Linked DNA regions of Homo sapiens: region 2 is linked to region 1. Evidence: read pairs that join two places in POLR2A ChIA-PET (ENCODE). Cell type or tissue: OCI-LY7. All regions are shown on one strand. Each heading gives the region's core, and the rest is flanking DNA. Links, peaks and the distances in the headings are about the cores only.

What was found. ChIA-PET counts read pairs that join two places held together with the same protein. Peaks named below come from ENCODE experiments on the same cell type or tissue, not always from the same donor. Only the 100,000 strongest peaks of a DNase experiment are listed, where the experiment ranks them.
Region 2: POLR2A ChIA-PET joins it to region 1 with 10 read pairs; 3 of 35 experiments call an interaction of 5 or more read pairs at or near these places.

The regions. Positions count from the first base shown.
Region 1 is chr4:152,656,846-152,663,529 of GRCh38, reverse strand. All of the region lies in intron 1 of TMEM154 (transmembrane protein 154), which reads left to right. Among named protein-coding and RNA genes, the nearest start is that of TMEM154, 20 kb to the left of the region's middle. RefSeq lists an enhancer at 2,558-2,607. In OCI-LY7, for the core only: no CTCF peak of the experiment used is centred there; DNase peaks (open chromatin) are centred at 2,389, 2,929, 3,279, 3,529 and 1 weaker place; H3K4me3 peaks cover 3,304 bases; H3K27ac peaks cover 3,927 bases.
Region 2 is chr4:153,017,681-153,024,364 of GRCh38, reverse strand. No RefSeq gene overlaps it. Among named protein-coding and RNA genes, the nearest start is that of FHDC1, 85 kb to the right of the region's middle. RefSeq lists enhancers at 207-748, 2,395-3,190. In OCI-LY7, for the core only: no CTCF peak of the experiment used is centred there; no DNase peak of the experiment used is centred there.

The DNA.
Region 1 (6,684 bases), core at 956-5,955:
CCAGTGATCTGGGAGTTTGGTCCCATGCAGGGCATGAAGCCACGCAAGACTGACCTTCACACACCTTTCTGCTTCTAACCTGTTGTGTTCCTTATTTCTTCTTTTCTATTCTTTTGCTTGTTAATGCCTCTCTCTTTGCCCTCTAACCCTGTGTCCTATTTCTGTCTTCTGTAGCTTTGCTAGTTTTACCTCTAGCCCCACCTCTTTTACCCTGAAATATGCCCAAATTTAGATAAGGAAGTAAAGTAGCAGTAAAATGAGGAAGTTATACCAGGCAGATTAACCTTCTGGGGAACAGCAGAGAAACAGGCAAGTACAGAGATGGGGGAAAGAGAACAGGTGATGGATGAAGAAAATAACAAAGACACAAATACCTGGCCCGTGTATGGTGCTTTATGGCTCCTAAAGCATTTTAACAGTTCTTATTTCATTTACTTTCATATGAACACTATGGGCTAGACAGAGCAGAAGGCCTACTTTTTTGGCTTTTAGGAAATGGAGAATTAGAGAGGGAGGGAATTCTTCCCAGGCCCCAAGGGTGCAGAGGGCAGCAGCCAGTCTCAAGCCTAGCTCTTCTGAATTCAAATCCTGTCTTCCTTCCACGATGCTATGGTTATGTCCTTGGAGTCCTGGAGCGCAGCACAGGGAAGTACCCCTGTGTGTTCTGGAGGGTTCACCTCCAGACTTATTTCCTGAAAGAGAGTTCTGCCTTCCTCCACAGTGGCTGGACTCCCAAAGTTGTAAAAGGTCACTTTCACCCAAGAAGCCCAGGATGCCGCCCGCAGGAAATCTCCATGGACGATTATGGGCCTTAGTCAGTGTTTCTTTAAACACAGTGGTTTTAGGGGGCCCCATGTCCACTGCATTAAGAGTGGCTGTTAACCCATAGGCCATGGGAGGGACACCTGTCATGTTTTGGGGGAAATCCCTTGAGCTGCCCTCCGCATCCATACTTTTGTGGCCTTTGGCACCTCCTCTGGTTTCCACCTTGTTGGTGTACACTTCTGATTTTCTTCCTAACTCTTACCTTGTCACCTTGGCAATCCACTCCTGGCTGCTGATCTGATTCTATGGCTCATCTTTGTTTGCCAGCTCACCTTTTGATGACATTTGATTCCTCCTTGCACAAACTCTTGGAGCTGATCCCCAGTGTTTTCAACTTTCCTCCCTTTGACATCCCAGACTCCCTGCACACCTGGTTCTTCCCTTAGTTTCTGTCAATTCTCATTATGTGGAAACTGGAGTACTAGGGTTGTCTTAGAGAATTTTTCTGATCAGACCACCAAGAGTAGTTTGATGCTGTCCCCTCTTACCCTGCACCTAACACCCTCTCATGCTCTCCCCATTTTTAGATACACTGTAGAACTTGCTTGCCTGTGTGCAAACTGAAGGATGAGCAGAGAGGTTTATTGCAGTATTGTTGGAAACACAACAGAACCTAAATCTCTGTCAATAGGAAAAGATTATAATACATTCAAACAATGGGGAAAAAAGCTCTCTATACAGTCATGGAATGATCTTCAAGATAAAATTTTAAGTGAAAAAAGCAAGGGGCAGAAAGTATATAAATTGTGCTACCATTTGTGTCAAAAAGAGAAAACAGGAAACAATACTTATACTTGTATATGCATAGAGTTTCTCTCAAAGGAGCAGAAACGGTGGTTACTTCTGGGCAAGGAAACTGAGTAACTTGGGGAAAGGGTGGTAGCGAAACTTCCTTTCTGAACTGAGTACCATGTGCAGATTACCTATTCAAAAACTACTTAAAAACAAGGTAGAACACTTTGGAATCAACAGAGATGTGGAAATAGATGGGACCTTGGGGATCACTCCTTAGTTGTACAGATTAGAGCATTAAGTCATCAAGAGAAAAGTAATTTGTCCAAATTCTATAAGTACAAAGTGGCAGAGCTATGACCAGACCCTCATCTGTTATTTGTCACCTATGCTTGAGGAAATGCACCTTCAAAACTCAGTAGAAATTAACAATATAAATGACAGGATTGCACCCCAGGGCAAGGGCAAGACATTCAAGATTCAGTTTCTTCATCTGTAAAATGTGGGCAATAAAGTTGTGAAGATCGAATTAGATAGCACATGTGTATCCTAGCAGCTAGCACATACTAAGCATTCAATACATCCCAGTTACTGTAATTTATTATTTTGAAGCTATCATAGAGTTGGGGGGAGAGAGAGAGAGAGAGAGAGAGAGAGAGAGAGAGAGAGAGAGAGAGAGAGAGAGAGAAAGAGAACAATCCCTTGATTCTCATTTATTTAAATAGCCACTAGAGAATCTGAGAGAGCAAATGATGCTTAATGCAGAAAACATATGTGAGGGCATGTGGGAGGGGGACATTGCAGAGAGAACTTTCAGCCTCTTTAACTCCACCGTTCCACCAAGGGCCACCTGTGAACAGCGTTGTCTCACGCTGAAAAGTAAATGTACACAGGCCAGGACCATCTGGTATGCTTCTTTCCGTTTCTCTTTTATTCCCGATTGTCTAGATGTCCCCATTATTCTTGTTAGCTTGTTTCCTTTCCTATTTTCTCTTTTCCCGGGGCCACGGGTCAAATGGTGACTAAGATGCAAAGTGTTCTTCTAGGGACTTCATTCACCTTCCTCAGAGAGGTGCTGAAAAGACCCTGTCCTTCTGGGCAGCTTTTCTGGCAACGCATCTGAGCTGAGGAGCCTTAGCAAGAGCCCCAGTAAAGCCGAGGTTTCTGGGAACCCTTTCCTCTGTCCTGCCTTGTGCCAGAAAGCCACCTCCTAGTATAGGCGGAGGAATGGGAGCAGGAGGTTCCCTCTCATTCACCACTTTATGGCCAAACTTTATGATTTGCAAGCATTGCATTCCTCCCTGAGGGAGGGAAAACACTGTGTGGGGTTATAAGCTCTGGTTCTGCCATCGGCCCCCTGGTTTCAAATCGTCACTCCTCCATGTGAGCTCTGTGATCTTGGGCAAGTTGTGTAACCTCTTTGCCCTAATGTCTATCTGAAAAAATGGTGAGGACAAAATGAGATAATCGATAATCCGGGTACAAGGCAGAGCATAGAGATTGGTTCTTAGTAAATTCTCAAAAAAAGATGCTGAAATAGTAACAGCGGCTACAGTATTCATAGAAGTAACCAAAAGAAGTAAAGTGAGGGGGGGGCGGGGTCTGGATACTCAAGGAAGATTCACTGACCTCTAGGTAAAAGGATTATTACCATCAGCCGCACCAACCACCAACCCCATTCCCCACCCCACACCCAACCTCATCATACCCATATGTACCAGTCTTCACTGGCCAAGGTTACCAGTGAAAACGCTATTTGATCTGGCTGCAGTAGTTCTCCAAGCAGAATCATTTTAATGAGGAGGTTTTCTGGAAGACAAATGTCCTTTACTAGTCCAGGGTGATACATGATATATCAAAGGCTTTAACATATATGTGAATACATTATTGACTTACCCAATTTTAAAGACTTATACAGTAGTCCCCCCTTATCCACAGTTTCGTTTTTCGTGGTTTCAGTTACCCGTGGTTTCAGTTACCCATGGTCAACCGTGGCCACAAATAGTACAGTACAATAAGATATTTTGAGAGCCAGAGAGAGATCACATGCACATACTTTTATTATAGTATATTGTTGTAATTGTTCTATTTTATTACTAGTTATTCATTGCTTACTGTGCCTAATTATAAATTAAACTTTATCATAGGTATGTTTAGAAAAAACACAGTGTATGTGGGGTTCAGTACTACCGATAATTTCAGGCATCTTCTAGGGCCTTGAAACATGTTCCGCTTGGATAATGGGGGACTACTGTAAATGTAGGACAAAGCCACTTAACTCAGAAGGCAGAGATCAGTAAGTGGTGGATTTTTATTGACACATAATATTTTACATACTTATAGGGCACATGTGATATTTTTTGTTGCATGGATAGAATCTATAATGATTAAGTCAGTGTATTTGGGGTATCCATCACTTTAAGTATTTATCATTTCTATGTGCTGAGGACATTTCAAGTCCTGTCTTCTAGCTACTTTGAAATATAAAATATATTATTGTTAACTACAGTCGTCCTACTCTACTATTGGACATTATAATTTATACTGTCTAACTGTATGTTTCTACCCATTAACCAACCTCTCTTCTTCCCCTACTCTTACCCACACACCCTTCCCAGCCTCTGATATTTATAATTATACTCTCTACCTTTGTAAGATCAACTTTTTTAGCTCCCACATATGAGCAAGAACATAAGATATTTGTCTTTCTGTGCCTGTCTTATTTTACTTAAAATAATGACCTCCAGCTTTATCTATGTTGCAGCATAAGACATGATTTCATTCTTTTTTATGACTGAATAGTATTCCATTGTGTATATATACCACATTTTATTTATCCATTCAACCATTGATAGATACGTCGGTTGATTTCATATCTTGGCTATTGTGAATAGTGCTGCAATGAACACGCGAGTGCAATTATTCCTTTGATATACTGATTTATTTTCCTTTGGATAAATACCCAGTAGTGAGATTGAGGATTGTATGGTAGTTCTCTTGTTAGTTTTTTGAGAAATTGCCCTACTGTTTTCCATAGTGGCTGTACTAATTTACATTCCCACCAACAGTGTGTAAGAGTTCCCTTATCTCTGCATTCTTGCCAGAGATGAGGCAAGAATGCTTTTTCCTTTTCAACAATAACCTTTTTTTTTTTTCTTTTGAGATGGAATCTTGCTCTGTCACCCAGGCTGGAGTGCAATGGTGTGATCTCAGTTCACTGCAACCTCCAACTCCTGGGTTGAAGTGATCCTCCTGCCTCAGCCTCCCAAGTAGCTGGAACTACAGAAGTGTGCCACCATGCCCAGCTAGTTTTTGTATTTTTAGTAAAGCTAAAAATTTTGTATTTTTAGCTGGCCAGGCTGGTCTCAAACTCCTGACCTCAGGTGATCCTCCTATCTTGACCTCCAAAAATGCTGAGATTATAGGCATTAGCCACTGTGCCCAAAAATAACCATTCAATGAAATGATATTTCATTGTAGTGTTGTTTGTTTTTTGTTTGTTTTTAGTCTCTATTTCATTTAGTTCTGCTCTGATCTTTATTATTTCTTTCCTTCTACTAATTTTGGGTTTGATTTGCTCTTGCTTTTCTAGTTCCTTGAGATGCATCACTAGATTGTCTGTTTAAAATCTTTCTACTTCTTTGATGTAGGTATTTGTTACTATAAACTTCCCTCTTAGCACTGCTTTTGCTGTATCCCATAGGTTTTAGCATGGTGTGTTTCCATTTTTATTTGTTTCAAGCCTTTTTTAAAAAATTTCCTCCTTAATTTCTTTCTTGACTCAATGGTCATTCAGGAGCATGTTATTTAATTTCCATGTATTTGTACAGTCTCCAAAGTTCTTCTTATTATTGACTTGTAGTTTTATTCTGTTGTGGTCTGAGAAGATATTTGATATGATTTCAATTTTTAAAAATGTGTTGAGCTTGTTTTGTGTTCTAACATTGTTTTCATGATGATAAATATTGTTCTTTTGCTTCTCAGTGGACTCCCTTAAGCATTTCTTTTAGGGCCAGTCTAGTGGTAACGAATTCCCTCAGCTTTTGCATGTCTGGGAAAGACTTTGTTTTTCCTTTGTTTTTGAAGGATAACTTTGCTGGGTATAGAATCCTTGGTTGACAGGGTTTTTGTTGTCATTGTTTTGTTTTCTTTCAGCCCTTTGACTTTATTACCCTGTTGTCTCCTGGCCTGTAAGATTTCTGCTGAGAAATTAACTGTTAGTCTGATAGGGGTTCCTTTATAGGTGACTACATGCGTTTCTCTTGCTGATTTTAGATTATTTCTTTGTCTTTGATGTTTGACAGTTTGACTATAATGTGCTGTGGAGAAGTCCTTTGTTGAATTATATCTATTTGGAGAATTCTGAGCTTCCTGTATCTGGATGTCTAAATCTCTTGCGAAACTTGGGAAGTTTTCATCTATTGTTTCATTAAACAGGTCTTCTTTTTCTTTTTCTTTTTAGGCAGGATCTGGCTCTGTTGCTGAGGCTAAAGTACAGTGGCACAATCTCAGCTCACTGCAACCTCTGCCTCCAGGGCTCAGATGGTCCTCCTGCCTAAGCCTCCTGAGTAGCTGGGTTTTCAGGAGCATGCCACCACACCCAGCTAATTTTTGTATTTTTAGTAGAGATGGAGTTTTGCCATGTTGCCCAGTCTGGCCTTGAACTCATGAGCTCAAGCAATCTGCCCTCCTTGTCCTCCCAAAGTGCTGGGATTACAGGCATGAGCCACTGCATCTGGCCTTGTTTCATTAAAAAGGTTTTCTAACACTCATTTTCTCTTTGCCTTCTTGCTTTATGGTATCTCGTATGTCACACAGGCTTTTCTCATTCTTTTTTCTTTATTTTTATCTGACTAGGTTATTTCAAAAGACCTGTCTTCAAATTCTGAGATTCTTCCTTCTGCTTGATTTAGTCTATTGTTGAAGCTTTCAAGTGTATTTGATTTTATTTTATGAATTCTTCAGGTCCAGAATTTGTTTGGTTCTTTTTTATTATCTCTATCTCTTTGGTGAATTTCTCTCATTCATACCCTGAATTGTTTTCTAATTTTGGGTATTGTTTTTCTGTATCCTCTCATGGCTGGAGTGCAATGGCATGATCTTGGCTCACCGCAACCTCCACCTCCC
Region 2 (6,684 bases), core at 638-5,637, 360 kb before region 1:
ACTACCATGTCCGCCAAGGGCTCTCCCGGGACAACAGAACCATCTTCAGAAAACATCACTTGAAATCCTCTCCATCTATGGTGGCAGACGGTGTGGGATGACCCTGATGAAATGAGATGGTTTCTAATTTCTGAGACCTGACAGCCTGAGATAACGCGGACCACAGCCGCGGCTGGGAAGATCTGCGGGGACACGCTCCAGATGGAAGAATTTGTCTGGGCCTGATGCAGCTGCATACAGAAACTGGGGATCTTCAGGGGGGTTCCTCGAGCTCACTGCTCCTCTGGAGCCTCTTTCTATTCTGCAGCAGGGGCTGCTCTTTTAAGAGTCTTTGGAGGAATAAACCATTTCCATCCTACTTGATCCGGAAGCTAGCTGTTGGTGGCTGGTGGTGCACTTTGACCCGCAGTTTGCTTCTCTCTTGAGAAAGACACTGTGAGAAGGTGGACAGGAAAGTGAGACGATTAAAAATGACAAAGACGGGAGAAAGGGGGAAGAGGAGGCTGTGAGAAACGGAAGTGAGCAAGAGTTGCCCAGCCAGCACAGAGGAGTCCTGGGCCTGCGGGGACATGCAGGCACCTGGAGGTGCAGACAGGATGGCTCAGAGGTGCTCTGTGGGTCCAGCACCTACAGGTTTGCTTTTCAGGACTGGAGGCAAGAAAACAACCTGAAGCATAAAACTTGCTGTCCCTTTGCTGATGTCAGAATGGAGAAGTTGTAGGTGTGAGCATATGTGCTCTGTGGCAGGGCAGAGACAACAAGAGCTGCAGGAGTGCCAGCCCTGAGGGGCCCAGGGTCTTCAGGCCACCTCTCATCGACAAGCCTTGTGGCTGGTGCCTTCTCTCTCTGCATTTCTCTCTCCCCCTCCCCACCCCCACACGCAGAATGCCATGCCACATACCCCCTTTCCTCTGTGCTCCACTCTTGCCTGAAGGTCTCAGATGAGGCACTCCACTAAATTTAAAAACTCATCTCAAAGGCTCTGCCCAGGTAATCTATGTCTTAACAGGCATTTTAAAGACAGGGCCACACCCCTAGCAACACCAGCCCTTGAAGCAGCCAGCAGTGGAAGCAGCCTGGGTTTAGTGCCCCTAGACCCCACCCTGAGGGCCTGCACCTGACCCTCACTCGTATGCTCGGGGTTCTGGTCTTTGCTCTTTTCCTGGAGACTTCAGTTATGAGAATTTGCTTTTATGGAAGTGTGTTTTTTTGTTTTGTTTGTTTGTTTTTTGAGACAGAGTCTCTCTCTGTCGCCCAGGCTGGAGTGCAGTGGTGCGAGCTCAGCTCACTGCGACCTCTGCCTCCCCGGTTCAAGCCATTCTTGTGTCTCAGCCTCCCAAGTAGCTGGGACTACAGGCATGCACCACCACGCCTGGCTAATTTTTGTATTTTTAGCAGAGACGGGGTTTCTCCACGTTGGCCAGGCTGGCCTGGAACTCCTGACCTCAAGTGATCCACCCGCCTCAGCCTCCCAAAGTGCTGGGATTACAGGAGTGAGACTTTTACATAACTGTGATTGTGGGTGGCTCAATTGTCTAAAGAAAAACAAAACAAAACAAAATCTCATACATTTCTTCCTTTGTCAACATTTTATCCCCCAAGGGTCGGTGAGCTCTGAGGAGAGTAGCTTTCCCAGAGATAATTACATCTTTAAGAAAACTGCAGCACTGTGCCTGAATGTGCAATGCCCAGGGGTTGTTTATTTCATGGGAGCCACACCCACTGTCTCGTTATCCAGTGCACCCCACCATTCTGCTGCCCAGGAGGCACCCTGCTACCCTCCACACAGGGCAAGCACAGCAGCTGCTCGGGGTGTGAGCCATGACAGGCCCGAGTGGGAGAGCTCCCTGGAGTGGGGACCCGCTGTTCTACCTGCCCAGGTGTGGGTGGCTCAGGTGGAAAAACAATGCCGTCTTTCATGGGAGGCAGGTGGCTTTGTTTCGACATAGCATGAGAAGAGGCAGGCCAAACTGTGAGAGGCTGTTCTGGTAATGGAAGGAAATGCATTTCCAGAGGGAAGGAGCGGATCAAGTGCTGTCGACGTGCCCAGCCCTCACGCCACTTTAGGGCTGAGAGCCAGCAGGGATACTCCGGACCAGCTGAACCGCTTGTTAAAACAGTGAAATGCTTTGGTTCCGTGTGGCAAATAGCGGCTGTCTGGAGCCCTCCCGTGTCCCAGTCACCTGGACCTACCTCGTGAGGTGCCTGGACCTTCCCAAGCCCAGCTGCTGAGGATTCCTATCAGGGCCCTCCAGGAACTTTGCTCGTCCCTGATGGGTCAGGCCTGTCAATCTATCACATGATTTTTAGCAGTGCCTCCTTCATAAAGCCTCCCCACTCCCCACCCAAATCCGAATTCATTGCTCCTCAAGAAGTCAGATAGCATGTTGCTTACACACTGGGCCTTCACCACATCCTTTCATGTTATTTATATGCGGTGTGGCTATTTACTTTCACATCTGTCTCCCTCTTTAGAGAATGCACTGTTCCCAGGACCCTTGTGCCGTTCGCCACAGCACCTAGCACAGACTAAATGCCACATAAGTGTTTGAGATACTGGTTTGAATTAGGAGTGGCCTGGAGGTGGGAAAGCAGGATGAGAACGAAGCCCCACTGGGACAAGCGACGTGTCCGTGTGTGCGTGTGTGCACATGGCGGTGGTGAGCAGGCATTTCTGCCATCTCTGCCCATCTGAATGTAGGGAATGAAGATGAGTGCTGGTTGGAAGTGGGGAAGCCATGAAGCAGAGCAGCTTGGGCTAAGGGTGGCCACGCTGCAGCCACGACAGGCCTCCCCGGGGCTCTGGCTCTCATCACATCAGGCTCTTTGGCTCTATTCAAACAGAGGCTGCCGGCTGGAACTTTAGCTTCTCACTGGGACTCTGAAAGAATGTGAGTCTATGCAGTTATCCCCAAGGCACTTGGCTGGAAGAGACCCCGGAAGGTTTCTAATTCAGTCTTTTCCCTGACAAATGGATAAAGCAACCTAACACTGAGCTCTCTTCCCATGGCCTCCTGATGGTGATACTGTCCACAGAGCAGGGATGCCGCAGAACCCAAGCGGAACGTGTGGGTCTGCCCTGAGGGGGCTTCCCAGAGCCCTGCTCTGGCTCTGCTGTGCCCTGGCAGAGGGGCCTGGGCTGGAGCTCAAGCAGGGCAAGGACTGTGGATCCAGATCCGGGTTTTGGGGAGTCCAAATCTTACCCAGTTGGGGGGAGCATTTTTTAAGAGAAAGCATACAAAATTGCAAACACAAAATGAAGTACAGGGCTTTGGAAGGAGCCTGCACAAGGAAGGATCCGAATCTTACACTTCACAAGCTTCACAATAAACTAACCTCTGGGGCAACCTAATGAGCTAGGAGGGTGTGTTGGTTTCCTGCCTATTAGCTGCTGTGCCACAGTACTGCAAATCGGATGGATTAAAACAGAGGAAATATATTTTCCCACAGTTCCAGAGGCTTCGAGACTTAGGTCAAGGTGCTGGCAGGGCCATGCCGCCTCTGAAAGCCACAGGGGAGTCCTTCCTTGACTCTTCCTAGCTTCTGCGGGCTTGCTGGCAGTCTTTGGGGTTTCTAGGCTTGCAGCCTCGTCACTCCAGTCTTTGCCTTCGTCCTCCCGCCATGTTCTCCCTGTGTGTCTGTGTTCACGTGGCTGTGTACATATAAGGACACCAGTCATCTAGGATTAGGGGCTCCCCCTACTCCAGTATGACTCCATCTAACTGACCACATCGGCAACAACCCTCTTTCCAAATGAGGTCACATTCTGAGGAATTGGGGTAAGAGCTTCTCTATTTCAACATATCTCTAGTTTGGGGATGGAGCACACAATTCAAACCATAACAGGTGCAGGAGGAGAGTGGGGAAGGAGGGGAGTGGGGCAGTAGTGAAGCGGTAGAAGCTGGGGGATCATTCTGGAGACAGGGTTGGGAGGTCACCAGTGGCTGTTCCACTAGGCTCTCTGGGTGAGGACAGCTTCCATCCCTTCCTGGGGCCACCTGGAGGACACAGAATCTCAGCAGACACCCTGCCAGCCGGCGCTGCTGCTTCATCTTTACTCCCACAGACTCGCAGCATCACATTGCTGATCCCAAGGAACCTTGGTGATTTCCCTTGGAAGCCTTACGCATCCCGGTGAAGGCAGGCCCATGCGTGTGGGTGGAGCATGTGCTGGAGTGAGGTCCACTGAAGCTCTGGTCCCCAGCAATTGAGAGTTCACAGCCTGGTGAAACACCAGGAATGAAGATCTGCCAACAAAACCACGTGTCGAAGCTTCCGGAGCCACAGAGCCATGAAGGTCAACTCCAAAATACTCACCACGCTCAGTGAAAGGGCGGATAAACAGGTGGTTAAAGCAGCAGGTAATTTTGGCTGGTCTGCATCACTGTTTATGGTTTTATTTCCTCTAAGAGATTTGCCCTCTTAATTATGTTTTGCTTAATCTCAAAAATGAATTTACGTTCCCTGAGCAGCCTGCAGCACAGGGGTGGGAGAAGCCCAAAGTGTTCTGGGTGGCAGGGAGAAGCCAGATGGTATTAAAAACAGACAGATCATAACAAAGTGGGTGCTCCACATGCATTCAGTAAACACAGCCGGCCCAGCAAGGTCAACCATGGGCTGGTCTGGTTGCTTCAACATTCTAATTAACTGGGTGCCAGAGACGCCGTGCCATTTTCAGAGAATCAAGTTCCAGTGAAATACACCCAAGGTTAAAGTGCTCCAGAACACGGCCCACCCGTGCTGGTTTGTCGACACCTCAGAATCCAGCAGGGGCCCAGGGACATCGCCCTGCGTGTAAATTACCCATGGATACAGTGCTGCACTTGTGAGCCATGTGGGGGACTGGCTACATCCTGCTGGCCCTGTGATATAACATAGAAGCTGCCTCTTAGTCACACCAGTCGATGATAGGAACAACAGGCTTTGGGGTCGTTTGGATTCTAGATTAAAAAGCAAGGTTAAAATGGAGAGTTGATTGCATTTGTATTTGAGGTCATGGAACAGAGCGCACTGGTTGACCAGTTGTGTTAAGAGCATGTTTGAGCTTGCCAAGCAGGGAAAGGCAGGCTCTGTGTGACCCAGCCCCACCCCCACCCACACGCAGGAGAAGAAGAAGGACAGCCTCTCTGCCCCTTGGATGGTGCCATTTAAGGCTCTTCTGTGACTCTTTAGTTGGCTTTTGTGCCACCCTGCTGTGGGCTCATGGGCTTTCACTCAAAGAATCAAAACCTCCGTCCCCTCTGCCTTTTAGTCCCCCAGACCTTAAGTCTCACTTTTCTGTAGGGTGACAGTTCTCCTTCTCCCACACTTGTGCTCAGCAGCCATCTTTCAGAAAGCAGGGCTGCCCTTCAGAGTCCACTGCCCACAGCAACCTCCTGACAGTCCTGCTCTCAGCTCCAGCCCCAGGAGACCCACAAAACAGCAGCTCACAGATATGCACAGTCTGCCGCCTTAAAAGCATGAAACAGGTTGTGGCCCATGGGAAAGCTTTTTTTGCAGCTGTCACCAAGCTGGCATGAGATGAGTGCTTGCAGTATGGTGGCTGAAAGCTGTTTAGTGTTGTCTGCTTTGTGTATGTCACCTAACTGTGGCCTTGCATTTATTCTACTTGGTGACTGCCAAAGCACTGCAAACTGGAAACATCTGCTAGATAATTGATATGTGATCAATAGGGACCATGTCTATGTTTGCTCTCATTCTAACCCCCAGTGACTGGCATAGTGCCCCGCACAGAGGAGGCCCTTTTAGTTAAATGAATAAAAGAGTAAATGAACAAATGACATCGAAATGAGAGGCATGGCGATCAGAACAGAAAAAACCCAGGTGAACCAAAGAAACTGGGCAAGGCTCCATGAAGGAGTGTGATCCTGTTTGGCTCTGCATCCCCACCCAAATCTCACCTAGAATTGTAATCTTCACGTGTCAAGGGAGGACCTGGTGGGAGGTGATTGGATCATGGGGGCGGTTTCCCCCGTGGTGTTCTCCTGATAGTAAGTTCTCATGAGATCTGATGGTTTTAAAAGTGTAGTACCTCCCCCCTACCTCCTACTGCCATGTAAGATGTGTCTTGCTTCCCTTTTGGCTTCCGCCATGATTGTAAATTTCCTGAGACCTCTCCAGCCATGTGGAACTGTGAGTCAACTAAACCTCTTTCCTTTATAAATGACTCAGTCTCAGGTAGTTCTTTATAGCAGTGTGAAAATGGACTAATACAGAGTAAGACCTGGGCTGGGCAACTGAGACTAGTGGGATTTAACCCAGAAATGAGACGGAGAAACCAGAGCCATTTCTGTCAAATATCTTCCAGGGAGAAAAAGGCCTGTGCCACTAGGGATGTTGGGGGCTCAGTTAGTTAACAACCCTCCTTCCCTAGTCTCAGGGTGGTTATTTCTCCATGGGACCAAGCTAGATCCTGACATGGAAGCTTTAGGAATTCGAGATCATACAGCACAGCCAGCTGGTAGAGGCCAACAAGAGGCAAGGAAGGCAAAGAGATATAATCGTCCAGTGGGGGACTCTGTCACTAAGGTATTGGTAGTTAACTAGTCATCTGTGCTACCAGAGTCCAAAAGATGCCTCCACTCCAGACCCCAAGAGCAATAGTGGGTGCAAGCAATGAGTGTGAATTCATGTTGTGCTTAGGCAATGGGGCCCTGAGTGGCTGTGCTCTACGCTCTGGAGGAG